3 separate regions of the Homo sapiens genome follow, and regions 1 and 3 are each linked to region 2. The links are chromatin contacts, found by Hi-C or POLR2A ChIA-PET in ENCODE. All regions are on one chromosome and are shown on one strand. Each heading gives the region's core, a stretch centred on a gene start or an enhancer-like site at or near the end of the contact. The rest is flanking DNA. Distances are from core to core; before and after follow the strand shown. Region 1 overlaps LOC124900165. Region 2 holds the start of LINC03091 (long intergenic non-protein coding RNA 3091). Region 3 overlaps STX18 (syntaxin 18).

Region 1 (4,375 bases), core at 412-2,911, 120 kb before region 2:
CCAAGATCTGAACCAGGCATCAGAATTACAGTGGGAGCACAGGACAGATGTCACAAATGAGGCCCTGGACTAAGCTCTCTGTCTCTCAGAGCTTCAGTCTTCTCCTCTTTTAAGTGGGTAGAGAAAGCCCCATGTCACAAGATTGGCATGAGCATGCGAAGTGGAAATGCATGTGGAGTGGGATCCCTGCATGGGACACAGAGTAGGGCAGAAGAATGGTTTATGATCTGACAGCTCATGGAAGCAGGAAGGGTCCAAAGGTCAAGGTACCTTGAAGCCTAGTGGCTTCAGGGTTCAGGCAGCTTTGGGATGGAATCCTGGCCCACTGACCTCGGACAAAACTGTAAGCTCCTCAACTATGGAGACCTAGCTATAGGCTTCTTAATCTGTTTTCTGATGCAAACACTGGGGGATGGCACAGGGGATGGATAGGTGGGTTAACGGATGGGTAGGTGAATGGATAGAAAGATAGATGGATGGAAGGATAGATGAGTGAATGGAGAGATGGATGAGCAGATGGATGGATGCATGTATACATGCATGGATGGGTGGGTGGATGGATGGATGGATGGATGGGTGGGTGGGTGGATGGATGAATGGATGGATGGATGGATGGATGGGTAGATGGATGGAAATATGGATGGATGGCTTGATACCTACATGGAAGGGTGGATGGATGGATGGATGGATGGATGGATGGATGGATACATGCATGGATGGAAGGATGGATGAGGGAATGGATGGACAGAATTCCAGAACTACAAGGAGGTGGCCAGCTCAATCCACCCATTCCTCTTCAAGTGACCAGAAGCCTGAAGTAGGGAAGTGACTTGTTCAAGATCACACAGTTAATTAGGCCCAAGACTGAGAGATTCTGGCCCTTTTCACTATGCTCCTCCCTCTTTTTAAGTTCCCTGGTGTCATTTATTGCTTCCTAAACTTGTAGCACAGAAACTAGATTATACCACCCACAGACCCTGCCCTGTGCTTGGGGGTCTGGGGTAGGGAAGGGAGGTAACACCTTTGTTTCTGGCTTGAGCTACATGTGGTGCTGCCTCAGTCAGTCTTCATCTCATGAATCCTCAAAAGATAGGAAGGTGGGTTCAGGTGAGTCTCACCCTCACCTGGACTCTAACACAACCCAGATACTGGAAGACTTGAAGTCAGCAAACTTAAGGTCTAGCTCTGATTCTGTCACTAACTGGTTGTGCAACTGGGCAAAAGTCACTTAATCTCTCTAAGTCTCCAAAATAACATGTGAGGGCCATTCTGTCTCTTTTATGGTTTATGGTTTATGGATGTTGGTGAGAGATAACATTCCAGGGCAAATGTTTTCCAAAGCCATCCTGGAGGCTCAGAAGCCCAAAAAGGCAATTCAAAAGAAAACTGCCTACAAAAAAAGGGAGGGCACAGAGAGCCCTGGTGCTTTCTGGAAGGTTCCTCACCTATAAAGCTTCTTCAGGAGCTGAGGGGAGCTTTGCACGCAGCTCCAGATGACGGGCTTCCATGCTGCCAGGCTGCCCAGTCACAGGAGAGGTAATGAGGCAAAGGCCCAGTTCCACCATGCCTCTTATTAAAACAGTACAAGAAACTGTCTAAACACTGGCCAGCTGCCAAGGCCACTGAGGCCTCCTGCAAGCTTGTCATTCCATGAGCTGAGAAGAGAGAACCATGCTGCTGCAAAACGGCAGGGAATTCTGCCAGCCAGGACACTTCAAAGACATTGATGTCCTTGTCCAGCAGACGTGGTGATTCCTGCAGCCTGCACAGAATGGACTTTTTACCCTGGAAGGCCCACTTTAAACAGACGCGAAGGAAGGAGAGTTAGAGCTGAGCGGCAGCAGGAGCTGGGAACTGGGGGAAGCCCTCAGGCCAAGGTCAGGGCTGGCAGGGGGAAGCCACTGAGTCAGCAGAATCCTCCAATCCCTGTTGCTATTCATCAACAACCACTAGGGGACAGGGGCTGATGGGGATCCATTGTGATTCTCACAACAGGCCTGCAGAGCAGATGCTGGGCCTAGCCCCACCTCACACAGGAGAAAACCGAGGCTCCAAAAATAAGGAAATTGCAACAGGCTTTCCAGAGGTGATTCCAGAATTTAAATCTAGGTCTGTCAACTCAAAGCTGGTGAGTCTCCTCTCAGCCTGCACTATTCCTGCTCCTGGCCATGGCACGACCCCAGAAGCCATTTAGTGACCCGAGGAGAAGAGGTGTGCCCCCCTCACTTCCCACCATCAAGGTTGAGTAGGTAGGCATTCCCACAGACTGGTTGCACCAAAGGGAAGGCGGCCAGCCTTTAGGAGCAATCAATGCCTGGCCCGCAGCATTCCACGGCCCAGAGCTCACTGCAGATCACTCTCAAACAAGCCATGAGCTCCCCTCTCTCTGGCTGCAGGGGCTTGTTTGGCTTGGCACACAGAGCAAGTCGGAAGTGCCAGGAAGTGAACATCCTAGGAGTGACCCTCAACCAATGAGGGAAAAGAGTTGGGGGATAAACACGCTATGCTCCTCACTCTGCATGGGACAGTTCTGAGCTGCACCTCCACATCCTCCTGCAGAGGCTCCCAGGGGGCTGAGCCCTGGTTGCCCTCAGCGAAGACTGAAGACCTGACCATCTCCCCCCTTGATTGACTTTCCCTCCCTTCTTGCCTCACTTTCCTTTCCTTCCCTGTGCTTTCTGGATCATCACCAAATAAACTGCTTGAACCAATCCTTGTCTCAGGATCTGTTTGGAGGGAATTTAAATTTAGATACCATCCTGTGAGCAACAGGTGCCATGCAAAAGGGGAACCCCCAAAAGAAAGAGGCAGAGGGAGCTCCAGGCCACATGTGCACTCAAAGCCTCACCTCTGACTCATTCTCAACTTCTTCCTGCCACTGGACTGCACTTTTTTTTTTTTTTTTTTGACACAGAGTTTTGCTCTTGTTGCCCAGGTTGGAGTTCAATGGCGCAATCTCAGCTCACTGCGACCTCTGCTTCCCGGATTCAAGCAATTCTCCTGCCTCAGCCTTCCAAGTAGCTGGGATTACAGGCATGTGCCACCATGCGAGGCTAATTTTGTATTTTCAGTAGAGATAGGATTTCCCCTTGTTGGTCAGACTGGTCTTGAACTCCTGACCTCAAGTGGTCCACCTGCCTCGACCTTCCGAAATGCTGGGATTACAGGCATGAGCCACTGCGCCTGGCCTGCACCTCTTTCAATTATCTGGGTACTCACCTGGTGACATGTTTCCACTTTCCTTCCCACTTTGTGTGATGGTTAATTATTATTATTATTTTTTAAGACCAAGTCCACTCTGTCACCCAAGGAGTGCAGTAGTAGAATCTCGGCTCACTGCAACCTCCACCTCCTGGATTCAATTGATTCTCATGCTTCTCAGCCTCTCGAGTAGCTGGGATTGTCCATGTGGGTGACACATGGACAGGCGCGTGTCACCATGCCCGGCTAATTTTTGTATTTTTTGTAGAGACAAGGTTCACTATGTTGGCCAGGCTGGTCTTGAACTCCTGACCTCAAATAATCCACCCGCCTCGGCCTCCCAAAGTGCTAGGATTACAGACATGAGCCACTGCGCCTGGCCGTGATGGTTAATTTTATGTGGCAGCTTAACTAGATCAAGGGGTGTCCAGATATTCTGCTAAACATTGTTTTTTGTGTGCCTGCCAGGGTGTTTCTGGATGAGATGAGCATTTAAATGGGTGAACTGAGAAAGGCAGGCGGGCCTCCTCAGTGCGGGTGGGCCTCGTCCAATCTGTTGCAGGCTCAAATAGAACAAAAGGTGGAAGAAGGGAGAATGTGTCCCTTTTCTTTGCCTGACGGGTTGAGCTGGGACTTGGGCTTTTCCTGCCCTCAGGCTGAGACATGCACCATCAGCCCTCCTGGTTCTTGGGCCTCTGGACTGCCCTGAACTCTACCGCCAGCTTTCTTGGGTCTCCAGTGTGGGGGATTTCGCAGCCTCCATAATCATGTGAGCCAATTCCTCATAATAAATTTTGTGTGTGTGTCTGCGTGTATGTATGTCTGTGTGCGCACATCCTGTGAATTCTGTTTCTCTGGAGAGCCCTGACTAATACACCTTGCCATCGAGATCAGACTTTGGGGCCAGTTCCAAGGTCCCTACATCACATTTACTGCCTGGAGTCACTTAGGTAGGTGCTATCCCTCAGACCCTGAGCCCAGACATGCCTTCCCCTGGGCCAGCCTTCTGGCGACAGGATTACCAAATGTGCCTCATTCTCACTTATTTTCTTCAACACTCAGGGGCATTTTACTCCACAGAGCAGCACATGTCTGCCTTGGGCCACTGGGTGGACAGTGATATCATTTAACAAAGGGAACACCCAGGGTGAAGAGCTGGTTTAGGGAAGGAAAA
Region 2 (4,139 bases), core at 1,538-4,037:
TGCTCCAAGTCACAAAGAATGCTTGTGCCAGGGCTGGAACTGGCACCCTGGCTCCTGGGCCCCCAGACAGCTGTCTTTAGTCAGAAGCCTTTGGGTAAAATAGGTTGTGGAGGACTGGATGTGAGATTCCTTTGTAAGGAGGAAAGCTGTCTTCTGCCCTGAAAGCTGTTCTAGTGGGAACACAGTGTCCCTCACTGACCTCATGCAGCTGTGGTTTGGGTACAGGTAAGAAGAAAGTCCATGCAATTTGCAGATATATAAAATCTCTCCTCTTCCAGAGAAGGCTGTGCAGAAACATCATAGCAGTTAGATTGCTTTTGCATTGACTCAGACCTCTCTGTGCCTCAGTTTCCTCATCTGGAAAAGATGTTCCCTCCTGCAATGAGCACCTGCCACATGCCAAGCCCAATGCCTGGTGGTCACACAAGTCACAATGGCATGAGACACACAGAAAGACCATGGCAGTGTCTGCTAAGGATTCAAGGAAAAGTGAGGAGAGTGCACCCAGAAAAAAAAATCACAGAGAATCACAGGCTATCACTGGAGAAAATATCTATTTGACCCCATTTGCGAAAGTAGGCCATTAGAACTTTACCTTTCCCTAATGCTCAGTTGCATGAAACCAAACTGCTTCTTCCATGAACCCATATGAGAGAATGATGGCACTGAAAGGAGCTTCAGATAGGAAATTTTCTGATCCACCTTCATTTTCCAGAAGGGGAAACTGAGGAACAGAGAGGTGCAGAAACTTCCCTGGGGACACACAACATGAGTAGTAGCACCATGTTATGGACAGAATGTTTGTGTTCCCTCCATATTCATATGTTGAAGCCTTAACTCCCAAGGTTGGTATTTGGAGGTGGGGCCTTTGGAGATAGTTTAGTTGAGATGAGGTCATGAGGGTGGGATCTTCATGACTGGATTAGTGCCTTTATAGGAAGAGACCAGAGAGCTTGTTCCCTCTCTCTCTCCACTATGTGAGAACACAGCAAGAAGGCAGCCATCCGCAAGCCAGGACAGGAGCCCTTACCAGACAAGAATCAGCTGGCCCCTACTTCTTGGACTTTCAGCCTCCAGACCTATGAGAAGTCAATGTTATCTGAGCCACCCTATGGCTATGGTATTTTGTTATAGCAGCCAGAGCTGACTGAAACACACCAGAACTACCCATCCTTTTTCTGGTACACTTAATATCTCATGTTCTTCTACCCCAACCTCTCATGAGAAACTCACAATTCAATTCAGCACTGACAAGTACCCTCCTTCTATTAGAGTTAGGCTGGTGATTGAGACATGGTTACAATCACACTGGACTCCAGGGAATCTACAGCTTAGCAGGGCCTGACCTGAGAAGGTCCTGCTCACATGAAAGCCAGGACACTAGAAAGATGGGAGGTGCCCCACCCCTAGCATGGGGAGGAGGTGGGGGACTGAAGTGGGCAGGACCATCCTAGGGGTTGGGTACCCTAAGAAAGTTGCCTGGGACCCCCATGCTGCTGGAAGGGATTTCCAACAAAAATGCTGGAGACCTGGAAAAGTAATTTTTGGCTCCACCAGGAGGAAAGCAAACTACAAAGTCAAAACTAATAAATGTCTAATTAAATGTCTACAGAAGGTAGCACCGTGTCAACATCATTAAAATGCTAAATTAATTATTCCTAAAAATTTCATTACATGTGAAAAGGATTTAATTTTCTCACTTTGCAAGAATTTCCCAGTACACCCAATCATTTCTGTGAAATCACAGCCACTGTAAATTAGTGCCTTGTAGCCAACTAAAAGCAAAATCAAAATTATTTTTAAAATATAGTTTCAGATATTATGGAATAAAAAGGCCATATGTAATGTGTTTTGAAGTTTGCTATGATGACGGCCAGGCTCCACAAAACAAAGGTAGCTAAGGGCCTGCAAGGTACTGACTTGGTACCTTAACTAGCTGGTGTCACAGTCCCTGCTGGGCATCCCTGGGCAGGTCACTTCACATCTTTGAGCTTCAGTTTTTCCCCTTCTGAAATATCCAAGGGGTCAGTAACCCTGCCTGCGAGAGCTTGTTGTGAGGATCCAAAGCCTCGACCCAGGCAGTAAAGAGGCATAAAAGCCAGACAGGGCCTCACTCGCCTGGGACCCAAAATTTAAGAGGGCGCCCAAAATCTCAATAACCAAGATAAAGAATACTTTAATGTAATATATTTTTAATCAAAGTAAATATATTTCTAAATTTAAATAAATAAATGAAGGGTTTTTAAAAACACATACACACACAAGACGACAAAAATGTCAAATATTTAAACATCTGTCTGGGACTCTGAGGCCACCCTGCCCAGCAGCATCCCTTCTAGCTCTGTGATCTGGGACTCCTTCTGCGCCTCGCTTCACAGATCTGTACAGTGGGGTGATCTGTACAATGGGATCTGCACAATTGGGTGGTTTATACAATGGGGTGATCTGTACAATGGGGTGATGTGTACAATGGGGTGATGTGTACAATGGGGCGATCTGTGCAATGGGACGAGCTGTACAATGAGGTGATCTGTACAAAGGGGTTATCTGTACAATGAGGTGATGTGTTCAATGGGGTGATCTGTGCAATGGAGTGATGTGTACAATGGGACAATCTGTGCAATGGGACGATCGGTACAATGAGGTGATCTGTACAATGGGGTGATCTGTGCAATGAGGTGATCTGTACAACGAGGTGATCTGTACAATGGGGTGGTCTGTACAATGGCTGATGTGTACAATGAAGTGACGTGTACAATGTGGTGAGCTGGACAGTGGGGTGAGCTATACAATGGGTTGATCTGTAGAATGGAGTGAGCTGGACAATGGGGCTACTCACCCCACCCACCTTGCAAAGTGATGCAGGACAGGAAATGGGTTAATAGAAGCTCGGATTTAGAAGAGTGCCTGGCACGCCTAAGGGTGAGGTGCGAGGGGGGTGCTATATTGCCCTCAGCGGGCACATCGCGCGTATCGGAGAAAACCCAGGTCACACTGTCACCCACGAGGTTACGCTGGGGCCGGGGCTTGGCGCAGGCGCGTTGTGGTCGCCGTCGGCGTGGCCTGCGCTACCGCTCCCGCCCTCAGAGAGGCTCTTGGGGGCTCCGGAGGCAGCGAACCGGGCGCCGGGCGCTGGAGGCCAGGCTCTTCTGCCCGTGGGACCCCGCCGCGCGCCCGTCTCCGCCTTTGTCCCGCTCAGCGCCGCGGGCCGCACGCTCCTCCCAGCGCCGCCAGGCGGCCCGCGCCCTTTGTCTGCCCTGCGGCGTCTGGGGCGGCGCTGACACTTGATCCCGAGGCCCAGCGAGTCCCTCATTAGGCGCGGCCGCACTTCAAAGGGGGCGCGACCGTCCCTCTCAGACGGCGACCCGGGCGGGGCCGCGCCAGCCGAGCGGTTAACCCGCTCCTTTGGGGATGGGAGGCGCCTTCCCCAAAGGGGTCCAATAATGAAACTTTTTGTCCATTGCAGGCTCAAGCCGTCTGTGTAATTATCTTAAACTTTTTCATTTCGGAAATGAAACAGCTCCTCCCTTCACCGCCACCTTGGCTATTTCTGGGACCAAAGGAATCCTTGAAGCTGACCGGGCAGGAGAGTCCACGCTGGGAGTAAAATCACTACAAACGTTTGTAGGGGGGCCCTGGCTGAATTAGTTCAATTTCAGGGAGAAAACTGGTGTGTGTGTGTGTGTGTGTGTGTGTGTGTAAAATCACTGCAAATGTCTGTCGGGGCGTGGCTGGATTAGCTCAGTTTCCGGGAGAAAACTGGTGTGTGTGTGTGTGTGTGTGTGTGTTGTGTGTGTGTGTGTGTTGGGAGGAAGGGGGAGGAAGGAGGAGGGCATTCTCTGGTGGAGGAGAAACAGCCTGAGCTTCTCCCCTTCCCATGTCTTTCACAGCAGCTCATACACTGTTTTCTCGCCTTGCAATGCCCAACTTTCTACCTAATGACCTACCCTCCCCTAAGGCCCTGCTCAACTCACCTTCACTGAGAAATCTTCTCTGGCCTTCAGCCCTTTTCTTAAAGCCCAAGGTCTCTGAAGCTGCACTTGATTGGTTGGATACTGTATTAGACCATTCCCACGCTGCTAATAAAAACATACCTGAGACTGGGTAATTTATAAAGGAAAGAGGTTTAATTGACTCAC
Region 3 (4,329 bases), core at 237-2,736, 73 kb after region 2:
TACTGATAAGCAACAGATTTTTTCTGAGAGATAATAAATACATAAGAAGTAAATCTGAATAGATCATTTTCCTGATTAAAACACTCCCTTCCAGGTATCTCTTTAGAAAAAAAAATAAGTAATCTCTACTCTAGATTAGAAAGCATGGCATGATCCAGCTTGATTCCTTGAACATTTTATGTTCTCCTCCACCTCACAGCCTTTACAAACGCTGTTCCTCTGTTTCAGGCAGCTCTCATGGTATGCTTATGTTTTTGCTTCATAGAATTTTATTTGTAAATACGTGTTTAGTGTTTTTCTCCCTACCAGATGTGTAAGTCAGTGACCTTTACACATTTTTATTCATGTATCCCCTAAAAGAATTTTGAAAAAAACTGAGTAACCGCTCATATGTATCTATTAATCTGACATCTATAATTCTTTATCGTAAGTTTAAATAATTGCAAAGGATATAGTTTTCAGTGTGCTATAAAACTTGACATTTTAAAGTGGAAGTTTTTATCACTCTTTTAAATATATCTCATGGAATCTGAATACCATATTTGATATCCACCATCATTTGTTGAAAAAAACATTCTCAAAAAACTTTACAGTCATCAATTTTACAACCTTTTCCTCCTTGAACTCACATTTCCATTTCACTTTCCCCACATAATATCCTATCCCGGTTTATGCTTGGAAATATTTTTAAAATTTTTATTTCAGTAATTTTTGGGGAACAGGTTGTTTTGGTTACGTGGATAAGTTCTTTAGTGGTGATTTCTGAGATTTTGGTGCTCCTGTGACCCAGAAATCTTTTATTGATCATTTTATCATAGTTCTGTGCGACAGAAATAGATATGCAAATTGAAATTTAATTTTTAAAAAAATTTCCAGTGAAGACTGAAAGTCTCTAAGTGTTGTATGTTGAGTTCTGTGTTGAGTTACCTTTGTAATTATTACTAGTGTGTGTGGATTAAACAACAACAATAAAAATACACTATTTTATCAGAAGAGCCTCTCAAGGTGATGCATAGGTTTAGTTTTTTCTACTGATGTTGTGTGCAAGTAGATGAATATTACTTTTTTAAAGAATCTGACAAGGTTTAATATCAATTTCATTCTTAACTTTCATTTCTTAGTGACGTTAAGAGCTGAGAACCCTCATTTACATAAACAAGGAGATAAGAAGGGAGCTTTTGTTAGGGCACTGCCACCCCACGCAGTTCTTGGAACTTCCTCTGAATTACATGCCGAAACTGTCATTAACTTTTTTTAGTGACCTGCCAGACGACAACTCAGTTAGATTCTCTATTAATTTTGTTGGATGGAAAAAAATTGGGAGCCCTTGACTTGTGAGAGGCTCTGTTGTCCAGTCATTAGAGTCATTCACGTTCTCAGCTTCCCCAGGATTTCTGAGCGTTGTTTTGTTTGAGGTTTTTATATCCGGGACAGCGCAGCATAGTGGGGTTGGGTTTGGTGAGAACTCTGTGTTTTCTGAAGTAGGAGGAGATTGCATCGGGCATGTGGGAAAGTAGAGCCGATGAAGTGTGTGTCATGGCAGATTCTCATGCAGATCTGCATAGGAAGACAGATGAAGGTTAGGGACCTAGACATCAGTTCCCTTGAAATTACATGTGCTGCACACACACCTTAGCAATTCAGCCTCCACTTCCAGGGATACCCATCCCTCCGTTGTGTGGACTGCTGCTGAGAGCTACAACAGGGCAAAGAGCTGTGTATTTTTTTTTCTTCAACACAGTTTCCTCAACTCAAGGCATCCAGTAAGAACTCAATATTTTTTTTTCACTGATAATGAATACAGGGAAAAACTTTTTATGTAAAATTTGACTCCAAACCTGTGAACCTTTTCAGTTTCATTTGAAAAGATATAAAAGGAAAAGTTTTATCCTTGAGTAGTCTTTTATGCCATGAATTTTCAAGAACAGAAATATTCTTTTACAAGGACAGTTTTTATTGACTCCTAGCTTCTTGCTAACTTAGTAACACTGCCCATTTCCCTAAATTCTTTTTCTCTGTTTTCCCAATTACATTGTTTTAGGTAATTTTTACTGTTTTTCAGGTAATAAGAAGGTTCCACTCAAATTCTTTACTAAAACAATGTTAGGGTGGTTTTGGTACATTTTATACTAATGTAATTTTCACCAAATTAAAAAAAAGTGCTGTCATTTGTTTCCCTTTTGCCTATAGTGCTTTCGAGGTATCTGGCAGATACTTTTAGGTATATTACACCTAATAGAGGTCTTTGTGTGTACATCAAATGAGTATGTTCTATGCTGTTTAGACATATTAACTGCAGATTGGCAGCTTCATCTTTCCATTAATGTGCAGGTTCTTAATGCTTAGGAGTATCCTGGAGCTTTCTGTTTTTCTGAGAAAATCTAATACAGATTTTCAGTTGCCTTTTAAAATGCTATACTTCTCCAGGAAACCTTATCTTTAATATAGCATCTGGTTTTCTGTGAAGTTACAAGTTTGAATCAGAATTTCCAGCTGTGGCATCTGGTTTTATGGAGCCTGAATTGAGAATCAAAAACTGGGTTATGTATTTAAATACCAGAAGTAAATGTTATCTTTCTTTTTATAAAACAGTATGGCATTCGTATTTAAGTATTTCCAATTTGCCGAGTTATTGTTCATGATCTGCTTCCAGAGAAGCAAGATTAAATAACAGCTGAACAGCTTTAAGTGAATAGGTTACATTTTGTTATTCTGTTAGTGTCCTGTGATCCCAAACACTCGGTGTCTCCACAGCAAAAGATAAGAATCATAAAATGTTAGAACGCAAAACAGTCTGAGAGGTCATGTAGTGTGACTCCCCTCATTTTCCAGATGAGGAAACTGAGGTCTTATTTTCCCTCATATAGATTTTCCCTCACAAAATAATCACTAACGAGTGAAAGAATTGGGTTTAATTGCATTAGAATAATCATGTTGTTTACTGTTTTTAAAATGCAGTCATTCTGACCGACAGTGAGAGAGAGGTGGCAGCAATGGTCCTGGAGTGTGGCCTGCCTGCCTAGGAGGCTGGGAGGGGTGCTGTGAGGCAAACAGAATGAGGAACCATGTCGCAAAAATGTGGCTATATTTTAGAAATGCTCCTAACTTTTAACTTTGTAACTCCTTTTTAAAGCTGTTATGTTAAGGAATGACAAAATCAGACACAGGTTCAGTGAACAAAAATACTCTGGTATAGTTTAGCAAAAAGATGTTCATTACAGCATAATTTGTCCTTGTGAAAAATTAGAAGAAACAAACTAGGTGTCCAACAACAGAGAAATTGTTACATTATGGTAAATTTTTTATTTTACTTTATTTTTTTTGATATGGAGTCTTGCTGTTGTTGGCCCCAGCTGGAGTGCAATGGCGCCATCTCGGCTCACTGCTACCTCCTTCTCCTAGGTTCTAGCAATTCTCCTGCTTCAGCCTCCCGAGTAGCTGAGGGTATAGGCGCCCGCCACCACGCCCAGCTAATTTTTGTATTTTTTAGTAGAGACAGGGTTTCACCATGTTGGTCAGCCTGGTCTTGAACTCCTGACCTCAGGTGATCCACCCACCTTGGCCTCCCAAAGTGCTGGGATTACAGGTGTGAGCCACCGTGCCTGGCCAAATTATGGTAAATTTAAGCAATGAAATGTTATGTAGCCATTGAAGGTAATTTTTTAGAAGAATTTGTAATTACATGTACTCATGGTGTTGAGTAAAGTAAGTAGAATACAGGAATTACATATAATATGGTTTAACTTATATGAGGGCTATATGGTCATCCCTTGGTATCCTCAGGGGATTGGTTTCAGGACTCCCTCTGGATACCAAACTCTGTGGATGCTCAGGTTGCTGGTAAAAAGGTGCAGTATTTGTGTATAACCTACAGACATCCTCCTGTTTATTTCTCTGGATTACTTATAAAACCCAATACAATGTATGTACTATGTAAATAGTTGTTATACTGTTTTGGTTAGAGAATAGTAACAAGAAAAAAATCTGCACATGTTCAGTACAGGTGCAGCATCCTTTTTAAAAAAATATTTTCCGTCCATGGTTGGTTGAATCCACGGATGTGGGTGTGGAACCCATGGATACACAGGGTCAAGTTATGTGCATAAAATGGAAAAGCATATATTATTACAGTGATAAAAGAGTTTCTTTCTAGGTGATGTTATTATGGACTGATTTTATTTTCCTCCTTATATTTTGCATATCTCGTAAACTCTCCACTATAAGCAGAAAATAAGGTTGGAGAAAATAAGAATTGAAGAGCTAAATTTTTTTTTAACACCAAGTGATAGAAAACTCTAAAAATCCCATTGAAGATAGGATCATAGACAA

Evidence for each region. Hi-C counts contacts between places; a loop is a spot of excess contacts on that map. ChIA-PET counts read pairs that join two places held with the same protein, here RNA polymerase II (POLR2A). Pooled maps may share reads with other maps.
Region 1: a pooled map shows a loop between it and region 2 (2.6-fold over the local background). The contact joins the enhancer-like site here to the promoter of LINC03091 in region 2. A Hi-C loop is called at or near these places in 2 of 50 pooled maps. POLR2A ChIA-PET finds 5 or more read pairs at or near these places in 3 of 52 experiments (HEK293, activated T-cell and naive thymus-derived CD4-positive, alpha-beta T cell).
Region 3: a loop to region 2 is called in a pooled map, with 2.6 times the contacts of the local background. The contact joins the enhancer-like site here to the promoter of LINC03091 in region 2. A Hi-C loop is called at or near these places in 1 of 168 maps with a recorded cell type or tissue (endothelial cell of umbilical vein), 5 of 37 single-sample maps with no recorded cell type and 9 of 50 pooled maps. POLR2A ChIA-PET finds 5 or more read pairs at or near these places in 4 of 52 experiments (CD8-positive, alpha-beta T cell, CD8-positive, alpha-beta memory T cell, OCI-LY7 and 1 more).

Annotation. Positions count from the first base shown.
Region 1 is chr4:4,691,902-4,696,276 of GRCh38, reverse strand. The region is part of intron 5 of LOC124900165; the gene reads right to left. All of the region lies in intron 4 of STX18-AS1 (STX18 antisense RNA 1 (head to head)), which reads right to left. Among named protein-coding and RNA genes, the nearest start is that of SNORD162, 30 kb to the right of the region's middle. Within about 2 kb of position 1,661, at least 2 of the 41 ENCODE cell types and tissues checked have a DNase peak (open chromatin) inside an H3K27ac peak, as active enhancers do.
Region 2 is chr4:4,574,539-4,578,677 of GRCh38, reverse strand. It overlaps LINC03091 (long intergenic non-protein coding RNA 3091), which reads left to right and starts at 2,787. Exons shown (of 5, transcript NR_199719.1): 1 at 2,787-2,922; 2 at 3,467-3,620. All of the region lies in intron 2 of LOC124900165, which reads right to left. The region is part of intron 2 of STX18-AS1 (STX18 antisense RNA 1 (head to head)); the gene reads right to left. RefSeq lists a silencer at 2,994-3,353.
Region 3 is chr4:4,500,033-4,504,361 of GRCh38, reverse strand. All of the region lies in intron 1 of STX18 (syntaxin 18), which reads left to right. Among named protein-coding and RNA genes, the nearest start is that of STX18-IT1, 20 kb to the right of the region's middle. Within about 2 kb of position 1,486, at least 6 of the 41 ENCODE cell types and tissues checked have a DNase peak (open chromatin) inside an H3K27ac peak, as active enhancers do; they include CD8-positive, alpha-beta T cell and endothelial cell of umbilical vein, where a contact is called at or near this core.